2 separate regions of the Homo sapiens genome follow, and region 2 is linked to region 1. Evidence: chromatin loops called from intact Hi-C (ENCODE). Cell type or tissue: PC-3. All regions are shown on one strand. Each heading gives the region's core, and the rest is flanking DNA. Links, peaks and the distances in the headings are about the cores only.

The links. Peaks named below come from ENCODE experiments on the same cell type or tissue, not always from the same donor. Only the 100,000 strongest peaks of a DNase experiment are listed, where the experiment ranks them.
Region 2: it touches region 1 in a loop (3-fold over the local background); 1 of 110 quality-filtered maps calls a loop at or near these places.

What each region holds. Positions count from the first base shown.
Region 1 is chr3:107,984,172-107,991,950 of GRCh38, forward strand. No RefSeq gene overlaps it. Among named protein-coding and RNA genes, the nearest start is that of CD47, 100 kb to the right of the region's middle. RefSeq lists an enhancer at 1,562-1,621. In PC-3, for the core only: no CTCF peak of the experiment used is centred there; DNase peaks (open chromatin) are centred at 3,270 and 4,520; H3K4me3 peaks cover 308 bases; H3K27ac peaks cover 2,500 bases.
Region 2 is chr3:108,468,667-108,476,445 of GRCh38, forward strand. It overlaps MYH15 (myosin heavy chain 15), which reads right to left. Exons shown (of 41, transcript NM_014981.3): 12 at 7,731-7,779; 13 at 2,032-2,181; 14 at 1,376-1,546. Among named protein-coding and RNA genes, the nearest start is that of MYH15, 38 kb to the right of the region's middle. In PC-3, for the core only: no CTCF peak of the experiment used is centred there; DNase peaks (open chromatin) are centred at 2,815, 3,465 and 3,745; H3K4me3 peaks cover 1,493 bases; H3K27ac peaks cover 2,500 bases.

The DNA.
Region 1 (7,779 bases), core at 2,085-4,584:
CCTTCCTCCTAAGAAATAGTAAAACATCTCTTTTCCTATCTTTTCTTAGGGATTGTCATCCTGATTCTCTATCTTTTGCTAATCCTTTTGTATTTTCATTCAGTTTGTTTCAAATTGGTCATTTCCATTGGTCAATTCCAGGAATTTATATTATATATAAAATAAATATGTTTATATATATATTTTTTTTACATTCACCATTTTACTATAAAGGATGCTACAAAGATACACATGAAGAGATGCATAGGGCGAGGTACAGGGGAGAGGTGTGGAGCTTCCATGCCTTCCCTGGGTCCACCACCTGCCAGGAACCTCCACATATTCAGCTATCCAGAAGCTCTAGGAATTTTTATATTAATTGCAAAAAGTTCTCAGTCTCTCTGTCTCTGAGCTTCAGCTATCTGAATTTGGCAACATGTGAAAGGTTTTGATACCTCCTCCTTCACTGGCCAGAAGAGAGCAACTTGAAGGCCGAATACAGTCTGAAAAGAATTCCCTATTGTTTAAAAATCATGGCCCTATGATGAACTCTAAGTCATAACATCGATCATTTCTCTAGGATGCAGCTCCCTAAAGATTTTACTGTCTAACTGAGCGAATTGTCAGGGAGATGTTCCCTACACCCCAGTCTTAGAAACTCTGGGTCTGGAGTGATGACAATTCAGCTGATAACACAAATTGCTGTGATGTCCCTTTTGGGTTTTCAGTTTTCTATTTTTTTTTTAAAGCCCATCCATGAAGGTAACCCATGTAGGTCTCTTTCTTGTTAACTTAAAGACCCTACCTAATAGACTTGAGGATTAAATTAAGTTTATCTGTTTTTAATTTTTTCCTCATTTTATAATTCAGATCTATTACAAGAAATTTTAAAAAATCAGTTAGCAAAAAATAAAATCAATAAAAAATTGCCTGCAATTTACCAAGATAATTTTTTGCATATATTCTGCCAGACATTACATATATATGTGTGTATATATGTATATATATATATGTGTATATATGTATATATATGTGTATATATGTATATATATGTGTATATATGTGTATATATATGTGTGTGTATATATATATATATTTAAATGAAAATAGGATCCTACAGTTTGGTAATCCTTTTTCTTTTGTGTAAAGAATAATGTCTGCTTTGGATTAACATTAAACTTGAAAGTGACAATTCTTCAATTTTCCCCATAGTGAATAGATTTTTCTGAAAGTCAGGTAAGAACAAACCAAAAATAAATGCAATAGCTTATAGCATCTCTAGGTTGTGTGCATGTTGCACTTCTTCTCCTCCTCATTTTTATAGTACTGGTAAATGTAGAGATGAGATGACAGGGAAGAAAGGAAACTATACCCTGTCAGGTCATCATGCTACCTCTACCTCTCTCTACACTGGGTCTTGGCTTATTTATTTTTGACCAACAAAGGAGCCTCCTCTGGGTAGCATGACAGGCCTTTTGTAGCTTTGGGATCTTAGGCAGGCACCAGTTAATCATCACATAATAACAGGAAGTGGGTCCTACGGCTGCCTCATGTCGGGCTGTCTCGTTTTCACTCAACTGGGTGTGGTTACGACATGGAAGTGATGACCAGAAGCTCCCACCAGAGTGAGGGGTCCACCCTCTTGATCCCCTGACACAAATACTTCACCCACTTTCTCTGTATGTTGGAGTCCAAGGCTTGACAGACCCTTTTTATTAAATATTTCAGTTATTTTACTGAGTGTTCTCTACCATCATTTTAGGTGGTTTATAGAGGTGAACTTGCTACAACTTCCTACTTCATAATCATCACAATCCATATTAAAAAATATTTCCGCAGCTGTATTGCATGAGACACAGCTTACACATACTTTAAACACTAATATTTTTGGGTAGTTTAAATTGTGACACTCAGACAAATATAAAATGAATAAATGTTATTCATTTATTCATTTTATATTTATATTTATAAATAAGGTTTTATTTATTTGACTCTAGCTAATGAGGAAGCAGTAAGATGTTACAGCTGGTTCCAAGAAGAAGCACATATATATGCAGGAATGCTGAAATGAATAGGTGAAAAACTGATGAATATCCTCAGAGCAATAATCAATTGCATTTCAGCAGACACAATTCACTGCTTTCCTTTCTATGGATAAGAATATTTTGCATGATCAGTTTTCCATAACTTACAGAGTTGTAAAATAGCTCAGAGACAATGAAAGTTAGACATGACCCCTAGACAAGACACTCAGTGATCCTTTTTACCCATTTAAAAATCTTTCATATTTCTAATTGGAGTTTGTGCGCCCCTGCCTTTGCTGCAAGATTCTTTTCAGTGTAGCTATTTGCCATTAAGCAACGTGGACGCAAGCAAGGGAGTAAATAGTACCCAATGGAGAAGCTGCTCTCATGCAAAAGTTTATGGCCACACCCTCTTGATCACCAACTGGTCCCTAAGAGATTGGGAAGAAAAAACAGTAAGAGGCTGGCTTGCTTAAGTGAATTCCCTTAATGCCAGTGAAGTATCTGAGCAACCAATGGGATTCCAGATAACACAGGGAATAGAAGCCTAACTTGTCCCGTCAGATCATCCTGTTCCAAGAACCTCATTTTCATCAGGGTCAGAATCACTTTCGATGGAGTGAAGCTGTGAGGTCAGGTTGCCCTATTAGACTGAGCCAGAGGGTGACTACAGAGTGAAATCAACCAAATTCACACATTTTTTAAAATACACATTTTCTTACAACCTAAACAATTTAAATGTTTAAATCATTCCCATCAGCATCAGCTTCACTGGGATTGTTATTAATACATCTTCCAATTCTACTACTACCATTAAAATAACCTTCAAACAGGCCTGCCAATGCTCAGCTTAAATCATCTTTAAAAACGTATGTTTATAGAACTACCCAGAGTAATGTGTGGTCTCTGGAAACCATCAAGGGGAAGCGTTATGAAATTTTCTATTGTAAGCAGCAGACCAGCTCTCCAAGGGATTTCCCAGACTGCCCGATAAAATCAGGCCTCCTGGACAGGAGGTGAAGTCCTCACAAAGTACAATAGATACTTGTTTTGGCAACAATCCAGATACTCACCATTAATAGCTTCTTCTAAGTCAGTTTGATTATAGCTTGATTGGGAGAAAACACCCTCCCTGTCTACTTTGCCTACATGAAAGGCATGAAAGAGGTGGGGCAGAGGAGAGGCCTTCTATCATTCTCTAAGACCTAGAAATCTACTTTCACCGGAAGGCACAGACTTCACAGAAGAATTGAGCAAGAGCCAGCGTGGAAATATTGGACAGCTTCCCGGCAACTCTTGAGTCAGGTCATTATTGTGCAGTTTCATCACTTTGTTTGAAGGGAATTCCCAGGACTTCAGGCGTATTCAGGTTCATATGTTATGCAGAAATGCATTCCAAAATCAAAAATACGGTTACTGTGATTTGGGACTTTCTACCCCTATACTTCCTGCTATTCACTAATATAATTATGCATGTTTTATAATTAGAGTATGTTAGGATACACATTTGCATCTTGTATGTGGTTGGGAATACATTCTCAAATCTATTTGTGGGCCCAATAAGCCATGTGACCATGGCAAGTTTCCTCATGGCTCTGTATGTCAATGTACTCATCTGTGAGCTAGAGGCAGGGGTACCAGATGGTCTTTCAACTCCCTTTGACTCTACACATACATTTCCATCTACAAACTAAGTCTGAATTCCTTTAGAAAAGGTGTCAAGAGATTTGTGCCTGGCCAAGACCTTGGAGGATGATGGTGTTGCACTTCGTCTAGTTATTCAGGTAAAAGTAATGACTACTTATATATCTTTTTAGGGTCCCTCTGCTAGGGTTAAGCTTCATGAAGCAGACATGACATCTTTCTTGCTCAGCACTGTCTCCCCAGTGCCTAACACAGTGCCTGGCACATGCAAAGCCCTTGGTAATTATATGTTGAATGAATGAAGGTCACCAGGAGCCTGGATTCTTATCTGCTCAACCTAGGTGGTGAAGAAGCCTGGTGAGACTAGGATTGGGAAAGTTCCCCCAGCTGCTCTGACCTTAAAGGCAGAAGAAGACTCCAGACAATGGTGACCACCTTCTGGGGCCTCTTCTAGCAGCTGAGGCTGCAGGATCTGCAATGCCCAATCCCTAAACCTTCCTAGCCATGTCCTCACACTCCAGGACTGACAATATTAACACATCCCCTGCAGCTCTATGCTTGCCTGGGCTCTACCTGCAGAGATGCTGGGTGGGACAACGTATGTCAATGCTTAGGGGATTCCTACATGATTTTGATGCTGCCTCTCACCTCTGCACTTTGAACCAGGCCTGCCAGACCAACTCCAGTTCCACTCACAGTGCTCCACATGCATCGCTGCAGCCCTGGGCACTCTCCTGCCAATCCCGATGCAACTCTGGCAAGTCCAAATCACTGTAAGGATCACTGCAAGGATGCTCAAGACAAGGGAACAAGTGGGGCCTGGAACCGTGCCCAAATTCCCCTCACTAGCAGTGAGCCCTGCCTGGCATAAAGTTTTGCTCAGCAAAAGGAAAGGCAAACACGGAAGGGTGGGGTTAGAAAAAGCCATAATCCAGATGAGTCACTTTTAATACTTTGCATAAAGGCAGCCCTGCCAGAAGCATCTTTTTTTGGTTTTTCTTTTTTAAAAAATTCTAAATAGTTAAGTGTCCAATATATGCTGGTCAGTCAATACATTTTATATAAAAGTGCAGGATTTGAGCATTTATGTAAAGTGCAGAGCTTACTCTGTTTACCACTGCCATGTGTAAGCAGGGCTGGCCCATTCCCCCTTAGTTACACTTAAAATTTCCTCTTCCAGGCTCAACTCAGAGAAGGAGAAGCTGCAAGAAAGCTCTGCTTTCCCCTGCATCTTGGGGCAGCCCTGTTTGCCTCACAGACAGAGAAGAACCGAGCCCTATATGATATTTTCACCTAATACGAAGCTGAACTTTGGTAACAGTATTAAGCTTTACAATGTTCCTTATGGTCTCCACATTTTGTTTCACTCTTTTGAAATCTGTGATCTCCACTAGAGATCTCTAAATATAATATTCAGAATTTGGAATATCAGCAATTGGAGGTCACACTAGCATTGTGATTGAATTGGGGCTGGGTGGCAGAGAGAGAGTTCAGTTGTACTTGGGCAGGCTCTTTGCTTGTCTATAGGGCTTTAAAGTTTCCCAGGACTAAACCATTTGATTAGCATATGATTTTTCCGTAAACATTGTCCACAGATTATGATCAAAAGTAGTGTGCACTTAAACAAAGACCTGTTAGAATGAACACATTTTCTTTCTTTCCTTTGCTGAGTCTTTCCTTAGGCTCACAATCCTAAGTCTTGGGGGATGTTTGACGATGTCAACATCCATTTTCAAATGTCCAGCAACTTCTACATGTCATCCAGATGGGATGAAAATTAACAAAATGCATCTGTTTTGCAAACTGCTGAATGGAAGATTTGTAATTATAAGATATCTGAAGTTTATGGTTTTGTTTTTTTTTTTAATTTACTAAAAGTCTACAGGGAAAGGAAAACATTGAATTTTAAGTGTGTGTGCATGTTGTCTGTGTATGTGTATGTAAATTGTGCAAAGGATAGGGGAGGGCGAAAGAACCAGTGATGGCAGAAAGTGCTTCCCTTTTAATAATAAGAAACAAATGGAGATGATTTGGTCTGGGAAGCCTCACTGTACTTCTGCAAAGTCATTTGTATATTGGCTAAGTGATTTGCACACTGCTGGGGCTACCGGCTCCCTGAACTGCATTCCCCCAGGCCTCTCTTTTTGCTCCTGCTCCTGCCTTCTTCTTTCCACTAGGAATACGGTAATAATTAAGCTAGCAAGGAAACACGAGAACTAAAGACTCAGTGGCAGGTGCTCAAAGTCACCTCTTACTCTTAACTCCATAAAGATCTGGGGACAGATCTGCCTTGTCAGCTTCTCAGGAGAAGAGTCAGACATTAATTTCTCTCTTCTAGAAAGGAAACCCATTCGAGGGATTATGAATGTTACTCTGTGTCTGGGTCTGAAGTTTAAATCTTTACAAGCATGCAGTTATTAAGATGCCAAGTTGCCTCACTTAATTACGACCTTTATTATGGTATCGAACACTTTAAATGCACTATTTATCACACCTGAAGAGAAGAGCAGTTCTGCTTTAATGGACCACACTCAGTGGGCCATCTATTGATTATCTTCTCTACTGAATTAATTCCTAGTAATCGCCTAGTGAGCAGTCATTAAAGGAACGTCTTCCTGGGCATACAGGGTTGGGGTGGATGGGGTCTGATGGGCCTTTCAGACGGCAGCAGCTTTTGTCCCCCCTTACTGCAATTTCAGCCATGTCCTTATTGAACTCAGTTCTTGAGACCAACATGGTGTCTTCACCGTAGAAAGGCTTTGTTTATAGGGAGCCACCAGACAGAGCAGGACAAACCAGTTCCTTCCCTATGAGCGGCTTTTAATCAAGCGAACTGCACTTCCCTTGCTCCCCACTGAAGATCCCTTCTGATGTCAAAGCAAGAGACTATTCTGTTGAAGAAAAGTCCAGATCCAGCAGAAGGATAGCGCTTCAGGAGTTTTCATCATGAGATGGGTGTTACATGACATACACGCTCTCATTTCACTGAATTTAATTCAATCATTGAATGAATTTCTTGTTCAGAATGTAAACTTCCAAGTATGTATGATGAGTCCAGTTTTTAGTTGAGCTACCTGAGGTCCAGAGAGGTTATATATGTTGTCCAAACAAAATAGGTGGTAGGTGGCAGCCCTGTCCAATTTCAAGGAGGAAACAGATTTAGAAAAGCAGCATGCCGAGTTTCAAGAGGGTCAAGGAAACGAGATCCAGAGCTGTGATTTTGCCTTTCCCTTGGGGAGGAAAGAGGTCCCCGCGGACCCATTATCTCCCAGGTGACCTGGGTTCTCTTGTCCTTTTATAAATCCCATTCAAGAGTCACTTTATAGCACTCAGCAGAGCCTGCTTGTCACAGGCACTTCAGCCTTTTACAAATGAACTGTTTTCTCTAATTTAATTCCACTGCAGTGCCCAGCGGCCAGTGTAGAGGTAGATTTGCAAAGCCAAATAATGAATAGTCTGGTTGCCTTTCTCTTTTCAGACTTCCCATCCCTGTGCTGGACCCTAGGCCACCTGCTCCCCTCCCTGACCTCCTCTTCCTGAGCCAGGCCACAGAGGGTGGCAGAATAGGGACTGAGATGATTTTAGGCAAACCACCAAGTCAGGGACTCTGGGCTCCCACAGGCGCCACACTCAGCCTAACACAGAAGTTGGTGGAGCTAGATTTGGGCAACCTAGAATGACTCTAAGTTTGTGTTCATGACCTCCAATCTACTTCTATGCATCCTTTTCTTTCCTTGTGATATCTTACAATAGCAACAATAATGGTAATTTTTCAAAATACCATTATTAAATGCTTATTGAGAACCAAGCACTACGCTTAATGCATTACATGTATGACTTCATTTAATTCTGACAACAACCTAATGAGTTAGACATGGTTGTCTCATTACTAATGAGAGTCTATGACTGTCAGCCCTCGCTGTACTTTATAATCACCCAAGGAGTTTTTTAAAATGTGGACTCCCAGGCCTGCCCCATAGAGGCTGTTTTAGTTGCATGGGGGTAGAGCCTAAGAATAAATGCAGCTCCTAACAGGGGCTGAATATTGGAAACACCTGGAGGGCTTTAGAAACATACTGATCCCTGATCCCACTCCCACATATTCTGATTTGGTTGAGCTGAGATGAGGTTC
Region 2 (7,779 bases), core at 2,417-4,916, 480 kb after region 1:
ACATCCGTGATGCTAGTGTGTTATTTGGAATAACCAAGACTGGCATAAATGAGGCAACAGACTTCAGATCAACTAAAAATCAGTAACATTCACAGAACTTGTCAGGATCTGAACAATGTCTATGTCCCACGTTCCTGCCTGAAAACAGTATCTTGTCATAATCAAAGTGAGTATATATTATAGGTGACAATCGCCAGAAGATAAATCTGTTCCTCTGAGGACCTCCAGTTCTTTTGTTTCATTTCTAATGAGACAACTACGGCTCTTATAAGGCCAGAATACATACCACATCATAGTTGGTTCATCTTTATCACTGTTTTTAATCAGCTCATGTTTGATTCATTATTAATATGTTTTAATCAGCCTGTCTTTCCCCCAGGAAGTTCACTTGTTATAAAATAAATAAAATCAACGGGATATCTACTCCTGTTGGAAATAATAGTTATTTTCAAGAAGATCTAAAGCCTAATAAATGAAATTGATAGGACACGGATTGATAAAACCCAGGGCTTGCAAAGGACAGGGAGAGGTCAGTTGCCCTAGCTCCTTCCTAGCAGGATTGTTGAGAATCAACTGTGACAGCATAGCTAGAGTATTCAGGAAATGAAAGGCTTCAGACTGCCCAGATCCATCTTGAAGATTCACTGCAATCCACGATTATGGCGAGGCCCAAGAGGCATGTAACTGCTAACATGCCGCCATGCTTGCTCCCATGGAGAAAGCCACAGAAAGGACCATACGTAATCCCCCAGCAAACCTTGCTCATCTTTCCCAGAACATGCAGAAAGATTTCAGAGTATTGGGACATCACCAAATTCAGAAACTGTACACTGCAGCTAATTTACTAATAAGCCATGAAGTATTGTCATAAATTACTTAAACTAACTGGTACTTGTCCAATTAAATGAACAAACTACATCCTGCAAGGTAGTGGCCTTGAGGATTGATGGCAGTTGTTTGTTTGCATGCTAATTTGCCAAATTTTGTTAAGCTGCTCTGGGTCTACTCATTCACCTTATGTTAATCAGTTAGGCCCTACAGTGCTCATATTTTTAGCTCTGTGTTTTTCCAGTCAAGAGCATGACCATTTTTAAACTCAACAAGTTTCCGCTCACGTTAACAGTGGAGGCCATGCATTAGCATCAAATGTGCAGTGAAAGCCTGCATTAGAGATGATGGAGTGGGGCAACTGACAAGAGAGTTTCGTTTGGATGCCACAGGTGATGCACACAAACACCATTAAGATAAAATGTGCAGGGCTTTCCGCCCCCATTTCCCATCCTCTGATAGGGCCTAAGTCCTGACATGGATCAACATAGCAGGCAGGGACAATTCTCCCGAAATGAAAATGGACAAAGAGAAAAACATATATTACCTTCTCAATGAGATCTATGCAAGCTTGCAAATCCAGACCAAAGCCAATAGACACCCATTCAATGCTTTCTTTCTTATATTCCTCTTGCTCCAGAACAAACATGTGCCAATTGAAGAATTGTTGTAATTTTTCATTGGTAAAATTAATGCAAAGTTGCTCAAGGCTATTATACTTCAAGGATATGAATAGGTAAGAAGAAGAGATAAAAATAAAATTGAGGTCCACTTTCAAGAATGTCCAGTAAAGAAAAAACCATAACCATTATTATATGATCAGAAATAGACCCAACAAGTAACAAATGCTCAATTAACTTAATTAATTGTAATTTTGAATTGTAATATCATTAAGTACAATTTTCTAAAGATTATTACAATAATATAGCACTTAATGGTATTAAAATTTAAAATCATAATTAATTCCTTTACCTCCATTTACCTTTATGTAAGCCAGAATTAAGAAATCAATAAATACTTAATACCATTAAGTATAACAATAATTATTATTGATATTAATTATAGCTCTTTTCCAAACAAGGTAGCCCTTAAGGTTTGCATAGAATGATCCCCATGCTTTGACCATATTTTCCCATCTTCAAGTAACGTTTTCTAATCTTCTTATAAATATGCATTGACTTCCTTCTTACCAGATACACTTACCTCAAGGATTTCAAAACCAGTGATGTCAAGAATGCCAATGAAGAACTGCCTTGACAGCTTGGCATCCAGGGCCCTGTTGATCCGTGCCACTAGCCACTTAAACATCCTTTCATACATTGACTTGGACAGGGCACCGACAGCACAGGTTACCTAGAAATCACATTGAAAACACTCCTTCATCTGACTGAAGTGTTCATTTTAATCCCGGGCATTCTCTATCAGCAACTGCCTTCTAGTCAAATTAGGATGTCTTTATTGACCTTCTGTGCTTCCAACATTCTGCTGAATACAATGAGAAAAGGAAGAAAAGAAAGAGAGAGAGAGAGAAAAAGAAAGAAAGAAAGAAAAGGAGAAAGAGGAAGGAAGGGAGGGAGGGAGGAAGGAAGGAAGGAAAGAAGGGAGGGAGGGAGGGGGAAAATGAAGGGGAGAGGAAGGGAAGAAAAAGGAGGAAAGGAGATGGGTAGGAGAAAGGAGTAAGCTAGCCTGGTGCCTCTTTATGAAAACACAGATGAGAGGAATCATGTTCCTATTATTAAAGGACTAACTATCCCGGGGTATGGTGTGGTGATGTGTCCCAAAGCCTTGCTATTCAAAGTGTGATCCTAAGACCAGCAGCAGCACCACCTAAGAGTTTGTTAAAAATGCAAACTCTCAGGCCCAGTCCCAGACCTACTGAATCAGAATCTGTAAGCTAACAATCCCCAGCTGATTCCTATTGACAAAGACTCTCTCCTTGACCAAACTTTAATGAGGATCCTCTGACCCCTTGCCTCCACCTTACCTGTCCTGTCTTCAGCCTGTCTAGCCCAGCTGCAGGAAGAAGTCTGCTGAATCACTCACCCTTGATCTCTGATTAAATTCCTTATCCCTCACCTTTGATGTATATGTTCTTGGCCTGCCTTTAGCAAGAATCCTGTTAGGTCAATTTAAAAAAATCCTCCTACCCCCTGTTAGTAATTTTCCATCCACTGATCCCCTCCTTCTGGTCTTGGGCTGTAAATCCCCACTTATCCTTGTTTTACTTGCAGCTGAGCCCAGTATCTCTCCCCTGTTGCAATATATCTATTGCAGCAGTCCTGAATGAAGTCTTCCTTACCATCTTAATAAGATTCAGAATATTTGTAATACTATGCACAATAGTTTGAAAAGTAGTGGTATAGTACATTAGAAATTTATAATCCCTAACCCTTGTTCTGCCACTGCTGTAGCTGCTATAAATTGTGTAACCTTTGGCAAGTGATCTAACCTTTCTGGAAAGCAACATCTTCATCTGAAAAACACTCTTAAAGGATCTTCCTAGCCTTAGCTTCCAACTCTTTATTATATTAGTTCCCAGTTTTGCTCTCAACAACCTGGACAGAGAATAGCCATTTGTGAATCATTCTGACTCAGATTCTCCTGCTGTAAAACTGAGGCTGCCTTTTCCTTCCCTGGAGGGGTGTGGAAAAGGTTCTAAAGTAACCTACTGGGGAGAGCGCCAACCTTTGTGCCTGGATGATGCTCTACAAATGCAGATCCTACTTCCATAACTCCAATAGCGCTGCTGTAGTAGCAGGTTTCTGACATACTCCAAGGAAGGGAGAATTTTAGCTGGCCATTCTCCAAGCCTGGAAACAGAACGTGCTCCAATCACTTAACATTTAAAATAGACCTATCACATCCATCCTTCTGCCCAGGAGAGAGCACACAGCAGGAGCCAGTTGGTGTCTGGTGGTGATTTAGTTATGAGTCACCCACTCCCTGATCAGTTATCTTGAGTCATTTCCACAGTAATCCATAAGCCGGATGGCATCACAGTTTTTTATTATCAGCATCAAGAGCACACACGTACAAATAAAGCATCAAGAATGATTTTCATCCTCTGTAACACTGAAGAAATCACTCTGTCTACAGCAGTCACTCTGAAACTTTAAAAAGAACATGACTAACTTGCTCACCCCCTTTTAATTCCCTAAATACTTGAGAAGTGGGAGTGGGAGAGACACTGTTAGGTCAGGTGTGGCAAGTAGTGGAGAAACACAAGAAGAAAGCCTGGAAATGTAGGCAGTAGGATAAATGGATGGTAAAGGTCTGCTGAATGAATTCATGAAACAGATCAATATGTTGCTCACTAATTAATCATTTTCATCATTTTCTGTCCAATGGAGAGGAAATGAGGTGGCTAAATCTATATTTCCACTTTTCAAGGGTTAAATGCACCCATTTCTTAGCTCTTTTTAAAATAACCTCACAGAAGGCTTTGGTTACTGGGGGGCAATAGTGCATATAGAAAACAACAACAGAAAAAAAATAACAAAGTCAAATAGTTAATCTTTTTTGTTTGTTTTTGAGACAGAGTGTTGCTCTGTTGCCCAGGCTGGAGTACAATGGCACGATCTCAGCTCACTGCAACCTCCGCCTCCAAGGTTCAAACGATTCTCTTGCCTCAGCCTCCCAAGTGGCTGGGATTACAAGCACACACCACAATGCCCGGCTAATTTTTTGTATTTTTAGTAGAGACAAGGTTTCACCATGTTGGCCAGGCTGGTCTCAAACTCCTGACCTCAGGTGATCCACCCGCCTCGGCCTCCCAAAGTGCTGGAATTATGGGCGTGAGCCACCGTGCCCAGCCAAAATTTTTAACTATGTTGATCCCTCTCTTTCTCATCTGTAAAATAATAATAATGAAATATGTGTAGCTCAGGGTTGTTGTGAGATATCCAGTGAGACAGAGGATATAAACTGACAGCATATTTGACGCTTAGTATCCAATAAATGTTAATCCTCCCTTTTCCACCCCTTTTCTGCTTTTATCACTTTCTCATCCTCACCCCAGTATTTACTTACTAGTTGTGTCACCTTGAGTGGTTAATCTTTCTAAGGGTCACTATCTGTAGCTGTAAAATAGAAATAACAAGACCTACTTCATAGGCTTGTTATTCGATTAAATGAGATAATCCATACAAAGCACTTAGTACATCACCTATAGTTAGTACTCAGTGGACATTATTATTATTTTATTATTAATCATAAAGTAACTTATTTCTAGGTGACATAGTTAGAAATATCATGGAATCATAAAATACTAGACCTGAAGATCCTTAGTTCTTGATAGTCATATATAGCAGCTTTCACCTTGGGATGGTATCTCCTCAAAGGAGGAATGCATTTAGAAATGCAAGTGGCATTTTCTGGTTGTCACAGTGACTAAGAATGCTACTGGCATTCAGTTACCTGGGGGCCAGGAATCCCAAACATCTACAGTGTGCAGGACACTCTCATCCATAAAGAACTGTCCCATCTTAAATGCCAATTACCATTGAGAAATACAAAGTTGTTCAACCACTTCACTGTGGGGCTCAGAGAGATGAAGACAATTAACCAAGGTATCAGAGTTAGTTAGCATTATAGCTAGAACTAAATTTTGTATAGAATGTTAACGTTGCAAAAATTTTTCCCATCTTTTGCAATTGTCATCAACAGAGCATACATGTCTCTATTTTTAGCAATGGCAATTGTCTCTATAAAATCAGAAAAATTCCTAAGGGAAAAAAAAAAGCCTTAGAGCATGCTTTCTTACTATGTCTCCAGGAGAGAGAGAGAGAGCGAGAGGAGGAGGATTTTTTATTTTAATGTTGAATAATAATATATTAGCTTGTTTCACTGGTCCTATTATAGTAAAGGCTGGAGTCCTTACTATAATATTGTGTCTTTAATTCCTCAGAACACAATATTAGAGAGCTGAAGACTTGTTCTCAGCCCTCCTAGGGGCTCCTTATTTTTTTTTTTATTTTTTATTTTTGCTTTTTTTTGTTTTTATTATTATTTTAATTGATAAATAATTATATATATTTATGAGGTACAGAATGATATTTTGATACATGTATACAATGTGGTAATGATCAAATCAGGGTTATCAGCACATCTATACCTCAAACACTGATCATTTCTTTATATTAGAAACATTCCAAATCTGCTCTTCTTGCTATTTGGGCTCATTAGTTTTATACAGAGAAAAACCCTGTTCTATAAACATAGCATGTCATGCATGCATGTTGTGGTGAATGTCTAAGAAGGTATGAAACTGCTGAACAACTCTAACCCCCTGCCAAGAAATAGCTCAGTTATGTGTCCTGCTGATCGTGATTCAAGTTTAGCTCAATGTAGTCTATTTTAACATGCGTGGAGCACTTACGGCTTACAGGGCATTGTTTTAGATGCTTGGAGTACTAAGATGAATTAGACACAGTTCATGCTTCAAAGAGGTTAGAAGACAAAAATCTAAGCAGATTATTTCAATATAGTATAGTTAGTATTATAGTAGAGGTAGAATTATCCATTTATAGAGTAAGCTAAATTAATAAATTGATTTTGATCAGTCATTTAAATGTTTTAAATAACACAGACACATCAGTTACCTTAATATACCAAGGGAAACACATCTATTCTAGTCATCATATATAAGATGACTGTCTTATATTACAAATTTGTACATTTGTCTATCTCTTTTTCAGAGTTAGGGTGTATACTGAGTAAGACAATCAGTATCACCTGAGTACTAGCTATATATCCTTTGGAATGTTACTTAACATTCTCTTTGACTCAGTTTCCTCAACTAGGAAAAACATAAATTATGCATTTCTGCCCTACTTAGCTCTGAGTATTATTGTAAGAATAGAAGGCAATAATACTGTGAATGCTTTATCCATACTATGTGTGACACCACTTCCTCTTTCCAGAAAGGCTACATTTCTCAGCCCCTTTCTGTAGCTAAAGGTATTATTTTACTAATTCTTACCAATGGACTGTTAGTGAAAGTGATATTACTTCTAGCCCAAGCAGTTAAAGGTGGTTGTACTTTCTCTGCAAATGATCTTTTCTCCTTGTGCAGTCACTTGGGAGGCCGTGTGTCCCAGATGGCATAGAACTACAAAGAACTACATAGAACTACAAAACAGAGAAGGCTGTATACTCTGTATTGCACTTGATGTAAGAAATATTTTGTTGTCACTGAGATTTTAGTGTGTGTGCATTACTGCAGCCCAGCTTATCTCATATTTTCCCTTACACACTACAGATATAAATTATTATTTTTGAAACATACTAGCATGCTTAGATGGTCTCATTACCCAGTGGCCCTGGGAATATTTACTGCATTAAGGCAAAGCCTCAAAGAATTTGTTATTCTCTACTATAACATTCTCCTGGATGCTAAACAAAATCTGCATGGCGTTCCATCTCTCATTTCTGTTTTCAACACACACCTCCTTTCAAATATTGATTTTTAGCATATGTCCTAAAACTGTTTCTCAACTAACGTGTCACCATGTGTCTTTTATGCCAAAGGAGCCAATATGCCAAATACGTGAAGCATGCCAATTTGCCAATTTTATCCATGTTAGGAATGAACAGCTTTGAAAGCTTCCTCGCTGGATGACAAAGATGTTGATCACAACAAGTGGAGGGTTTGTCTGCATCTGCAAAGATACTTGCTACCTAAGGGAAAACTTTCAAAATGTATGTTTCAGACAAGAGCATTTACTGTGGTGTGCATCACAAGTAAAAACATTTGGAATAGTCATCCCAAGAGCTCTTTTTTGCTTATTTATAGAAGCTTTCATTATTGCAAACATCCTTAGTAGTTGAAAAATATACAGTACAATATATATACAATTATTGGAAGATCATAGAATAATAATGCTCTTGAAATATCACCTTACCTGTTCTATAGTTTGACCTCTGGTAACATATTCGTTACCAACTTTGATT